Regions from separate parts of the Mus musculus genome. Here region 1 is linked to region 2. A link is a contact called in ENCODE Hi-C or POLR2A ChIA-PET data. All regions are on one chromosome and are shown on one strand. Each heading gives the region's core, a stretch centred on a gene start or an enhancer-like site at or near the end of the contact. The rest is flanking DNA. Distances are from core to core; before and after follow the strand shown.

The links. Hi-C counts contacts between places; a loop is a spot of excess contacts on that map. ChIA-PET counts read pairs that join two places held with the same protein, here RNA polymerase II (POLR2A).
Region 1: a map of heart shows a loop between it and region 2 (2.9-fold over the local background). The contact joins the promoter of Ndrg1 here to the enhancer-like site in region 2. A Hi-C loop is called at or near these places in 3 of 37 maps with a recorded cell type or tissue (all heart). POLR2A ChIA-PET finds 5 or more read pairs at or near these places in 1 of 5 experiments (Patski).

What each region holds. Positions count from the first base shown.
Region 1 is chr15:66,968,217-66,970,993 of GRCm38, reverse strand. Ndrg1 (N-myc downstream regulated gene 1) reads left to right here and starts at 1,353. Exons shown (of 16, transcript NM_008681.2): 1 at 1,353-1,490. Gm2895 (a long non-coding RNA gene) reads right to left here and starts at 1,346. Exons shown (of 3, transcript XR_875396.3): 1 at 1-1,346.
Region 2 is chr15:66,929,497-66,932,196 of GRCm38, reverse strand. Ndrg1 (N-myc downstream regulated gene 1) reads left to right here. Exons shown (of 16, transcript NM_008681.2): 16 at 1,089-2,700. The coding sequence ends at 1,330. Among named protein-coding and RNA genes, the nearest start is that of Ndrg1, 39 kb to the left of the region's middle. Within about 2 kb of position 1,264, at least 2 of the 3 ENCODE cell types and tissues checked have a DNase peak (open chromatin) inside an H3K27ac peak, as active enhancers do; they include heart, where a contact is called at or near this core.

The DNA of each region.
Region 1 (2,777 bases), core at 104-2,603, 39 kb before region 2:
TTGGGGCTCCATTTTGCTATGTCCCCCAAAGAAAGAGCTTTCCTTTTTTCTTCTTACTTCCTTCTTCTCCAGCTCCTTAGCACAGAGCAGGCTCTTAAAGCGGCTCCCTAGATATCCATAGACCAAGAGAATGAGGGTCAGGTTATCTAGAGGAGGGGGGAGGGGAAGGCCACTTGAGTCATAAGGGTTGAGCAGGTGGCGTTGAAACAATGACTGGACTGGGCCTTAGGTGTGACTCAATCTCTCTATAACATGATGTTTTCTTGGTGCTGGGTGCTGAGATTCTCAACGTGGTTTCACATCTGAGCCAATCCGGGCAATGTTTATTTATTTAGTGGGGATGGGGAGCGAGGGGTCTGAGGAAAATGTATGGCACTGTGTTCTTCCTTTCCACTTTGTGGTTTCCGGGCATGGAATTTAGGTCCCCAGGGTTTTGCAGGCCACATGTCTTTACCAGGTGTGCCATCTTGCTGCACCCTTTGAGGAGTTTTTTTTCAAAGCCCCAGTGTTGGGGCACACTCTCAGATTCTAACTAAGCTGCTCTGGGGTGTAACCAGGGTATCCACCTGCTTAAGAAAAGCTCCCTGGAGAGGCTCAGGTGTAGGTCAGGGCGAGAACCCGGTAACAGGCAAGCAGGCCAAGGTTTTAGAACATCACGACAGAAGGAAGATCCATGATTGGAAAGCAAATTCTATGCACGTTCTGGGGACCACAAACTGCAGTCCGTAGAGTGCTTACAGCTGACACAGCGGGCTGGAGCAGCGGGGAAACAGCAGCTCAGAGTAGGAAGGGAGTTGTGGGGCGCCAAGATCAGCAAGAATAAAGGGAGCTAAGCAATGTGAAAGGAGCCTGGAGATAAAGTCTGCCGTCTAGGCTGTAAATGGGGCTCGGGAGTGACTGCGTGGAGACCCGGAGGAAGTGGGGGGTGCCGCCCAGAAGGGCGTGGCGCGGGCAGAGGCTTAGGAAACTCAAAGGCTATAGGGGGGCAAGCGGTCGCGCAGAGAGACACAAGGGAGTCCTTATGCACACGCGCACGAGCGCGCACGGGCACACCACGCTACCACTCGGTGGGCACACGTTCGCTGCACACGCCGCGGTCCCGAGAGCGGATCACAGGGAGGAGCGGCAGGCAGGGCCGGGCAGTCTCTCCAGTCGCGCCCCTGCAAAGGCTTGCGCAACAGGCGGCGGCTCCAGCCCGCCCCGCCCAGCCCAGGCAGGGTGCAGCACGAGGCGGGCCGGAGAAAGGGGTGTGTCCCCGTCTCCTGCTGCGCTGGGAGCAGAGGGTCTGGGAGGGGCGAGGCCCTGGGGGCGGGGCCCCGGCGCCTATAAAATCGCCCTACGCACGCACGGACATAAACAAACCTTGCCAGGCTACCCTCTCGCGTTGCAGGCAGATTGCTCACCCATCTTCGTCTCCCTCTTCACCTCCCGCGGGGCGCTGCACCTCCAACCTTGTGGTTGGCTCCTTTCCGTGCTTGCTTGCTCATTAGGTAAGCCCTCCGGACGCCTTCTTCCTCCGGAGCAAGACAAGGACCCCCAGCAAAGCTTGCTTTCGGGGTGCTACTGGACACCCCGCCCGTCTTTTGTGGCCCTTGCGAAGACCACAACTGGTGGTCTTCGGTGGAACCGGCGCCGGAGGGATAGCTGGCATCACTGGAGCGGGTTTCGATTACTATAAGGCACAAAAAGACGTGTTGGGTCTCGCTTTCTCTCTAATTGGGGAAGTGGGATTAAGGGGTCGAAGTTGGGGCGGAGAGCCTGGGAATACCTGGGTCGCACTTCCTGGCGTCAACCCTGAGCCACAGCTGACTTCTCTGTCCACTGGGCTCAAGGGGACACTTTGTGTGTGCTCTCGCGTGTGAAGGGGTGTGGATGGGTGATGGGGTGACTAGGAAAAGAGCGACTGTAGCGCGTGTATCCAGGGGATGAGTAAGGGTGAGCAGACTTGGCGGGGAGTGTGGAGAAGGGGGCGAGGGTGTGTCTACTCTGGAGCCTGGTCCCGAACCAGTGTGATCTGAGTCCAGGTTCCCATCCAGTCCAGAGCCCAGTGCTCTCTCCAAGCTGTGCGTGTGAGAGAACGTGTGTGTGCTGGGGGAGAGTCCGGGGTGTGTCCCGGCGCGTGCTGCACGCGCCACTGCGAGTGTCGGCGGCGAGAGGAGCCCAGGCAAGGGTGCGGCCCTCTAGGTAGTACCGGGTTGGCTCTGTAACTGCGCGGGAGTGGTGGTTTGTGCCTCCAGGGTCGCGCGGGCATCTGGCAGCCCCAGAGTTGGCTGGAGCTCTGAGTGTCGTCATTTTCGCCTCCGCCTCCCCCCGCCCCACCTCCCTTTCTTTCTCCCAGGCGGTCCTCCCTGCTGTTTTAGCCCGGAGAGCAGCTGGAACCGCTCGTCCGTTCCCGGGAGACCGGTCGCGGTCTCTGATTCAGCCTGTAGGGTAGATTCGGGAGGGGCGTGAGGAATGCTGCAGGCTCTGGGGAAACATGCTGTCACCACCGCCTCTGTCAAATTAGTAGCTGAAGCTAAGATTTGTGGATGGCTTCCTTACTCTGCCACCTTCCGTCTTCCCTTGTCTGTCGCCTTTGCTGGCAGTCATCACGGATCCCCATGCACTGTCCCTTGGGCTTTAATGTGGGAGGACAGGTCGGGGAGGGAAGTCCAGTGGTCCGTGTCCTAGAACAGCCTTCAGCTCTCCCTCACAGACTTCCTGGGCAGGTCAGCTTATTTGAGTCCTTGAAACTCCTGAAGAAGATGGGAAATTCAGGACAGCCAATGTTCCCCCCC
Region 2 (2,700 bases), core at 15-2,514:
AAGGGAAAGTCAGACAGACAGACAAACCAGGAACAACACTAATTCTTTAAGGAGTGAATTCCACTGAGCAAGGACTAATCCAATTTTGGGTGTCTGATCTAGGGCTGTGCTTCATTGGGGTGTGGCATTAGTCACCCCAATGAGTAACCTAAGAGATCCCCACAAATAAAGCTCTTAAGCGTCAAGAATGCATTTTTCCTACAACTTCAGAGGCTGCAAATCTGAGGTCAAGGTTTGGACAGGGCTGGGCTCACTTTTCAAGGCCCTTTCTTGCCTTCTGGATTCTGCTGACTACATCATAGGCCTTCTGTGGCTTCTGGCTGCATTACACCAATCTCTCCATCCATATGGGGTGGCTCTCTCTTGTTTTCTTTTTAATGATATTGGGCTTTAGATTAGGGATCATTCTAATCCAGAAGGACCTTGTCTTAACTAAATATCTCTAAGTATTCCAAACAAGGTCATATTCTGAAGTTTCAGGTGAGCATGAATTTGGGGGGAGCACTGCCACCCTAGATAGGAGGAGGATTGTCTTGTATCCCATTCTGTCAGTCATCTGCTGTGGTATGCGCAGTTTTGGTCATGCTAAGGTTTGAGAGCTAGCAGGCTTTTGGAAGGCAGACAGATGGCTAACATTTCCTTAGGAACCATGTGGTGAGACCTTGGGGGTTATTCTTGGGATGTGCAGGAACTAACCTTGCTGGCTTCCACATTCTACTGCCTACTGACAGTACATTTAAGAGGAGGTTACACGAAGTCTTCATTTTGCAAATGAAAATGGGAAGGCTTCAAGTGTGATGATCTGGTGGTCACCTAGCTAATAAGCACATAACAAACTGGGGGTCAGACCCAGGTCATGGCTCAGGACTCTTGCCATGTAATTGTTATGTGCCTTTCCCACATATTGGACTTTACTGTCCTCTTTGTGAGTGACACAGAAGGTAGATGGCTCACAGGATGAAGACAATAGAGAAGTGGTGTTCAGCTGGGCTCTTACGATTAACTGTCATGGCTGGCAGCCAGGGGTAGAGTCCCACACCTGTAGAGGCTTCCTGTATCCTAACCATATTTGTCTTCTGTGTTCCCAGTGCCTTCTGCCAGCATGACTCGCCTGATGCGGTCCCGCACAGCCTCTGGCTCCAGTGTCACATCCCTGGAGGGCACCCGTAGCCGCTCCCATACCAGCGAGGGCCCCCGAAGCCGCTCGCACACCAGTGAGGGGTCCCGTAGCCGCTCCCATACCAGTGAGGATGCCCGTCTCAACATCACCCCCAACTCGGGTGCCACCGGAAACAATGCCGGGCCCAAGTCCATGGAGGTGTCCTGCTAAGCAATCTGTGCATCAGTCACCCTGGACTGGTGGCCTCTCCCTTAGCCCCCAACCCTTGCCTGCCACCCTACGCTAATGCGGTATTAATCTAAAGCTGCTTTTGTAAGAATGAACTCTGGCGGTGGCAGACCCAGGCTGTTCTGACTGCCTCCTGGGACCAGGGTGGGTGGTGGTGGACCAAAGGCAAGAAGCAGTTCAGCGTACTGTTCTGCTAACAAGTGGCCTGGTGGACCCTCTCTCTACCCTCAGACACCAAACTGCCAAAACTAAGAAATAGATAGCTGTAACACTGCCTGGCTCCAAGCCCAGGCTGATCCAGCATTCTGGTTCATAGGCGTTTTGCCAACCTGCCTACTTCCTGTTTCCTCCCCACTAAACTCATTCCTGGAAACAAACTTCTGTTTTGAAAGGAGAGAGAGAGGCAGGAAAGTTGGGCGCCTTATTTTAAGTAGAGAAACCAAGAAAGGAAGAGAAAAAAAGGCAGGGTCTAGGGCAGGTAGAGGAAAAACACAACAAGTCTACTAGGCTCACTTGAAGGAATTGATTTTAAAGTTCTGGACACTGAAACCCACAACCTGTTTTTCTGGCAACCTTTTAACGTGCAAGAAAAACTGGTAACAAACCCCAGGCTTTATAGAGAAAGTGATCCAGCAAATGTGGGGCATCAGTGATTTAAGACTCTTGCTATGCAGTCTACTGTACCCCGCTCCCATTCCACAGTGAATGAGTGGATGACACCTCTGTCCCTCGGGAAGATGGTTTTGATTTGTTGTTGCATTCTTTGAGGCAGAGGGAGAACCCAGCAGGTGACAGGGGTCCTTGTCTGGGATGAGTCTTTAGGATGGGAAGGGTGGGGATAGAATGGCCCTGGGATTTTGAGGACTCATGGTAGGGCCAAGTGCTAGAACCTGGTGGGTGTGATTTCATTGATCTGGAATCTTGTGTGACTGAGTCACACCTTGTCTCCCATAATTGATGTCTGGCATTGATTTGAAACTTGATAGCTGAATGTCTCTTAACTGGCCCATCGCTGGTTCTTCAGAGAGAACCGTATGTTCTAGTGGGGGAAGGACTGGTTTTGGGTTCTGTACATTCCACGGGAACTTGCTTCCCTCTCCTGCCCCTCCTGCTGACTGGGTTTGTAGCATTGGCCTCTTAAGCAATGCCAGCCTAATGCCCATGCTCCATACTACTGCCTTTTGATTCTTACTGTGGCTAACCTTGAACCTTTCCTATAGGAAATGTGATCAGATCAGAGACACTTGATCGTTGGGAGTCAGCCCTCAAGGCCTGGCGACTTCCAGGATCTTGGAGTTGCTAGAGGAAAAGTAGTTATGCCCTATAGGCGGCATGAGAGACAAGGGATCAGT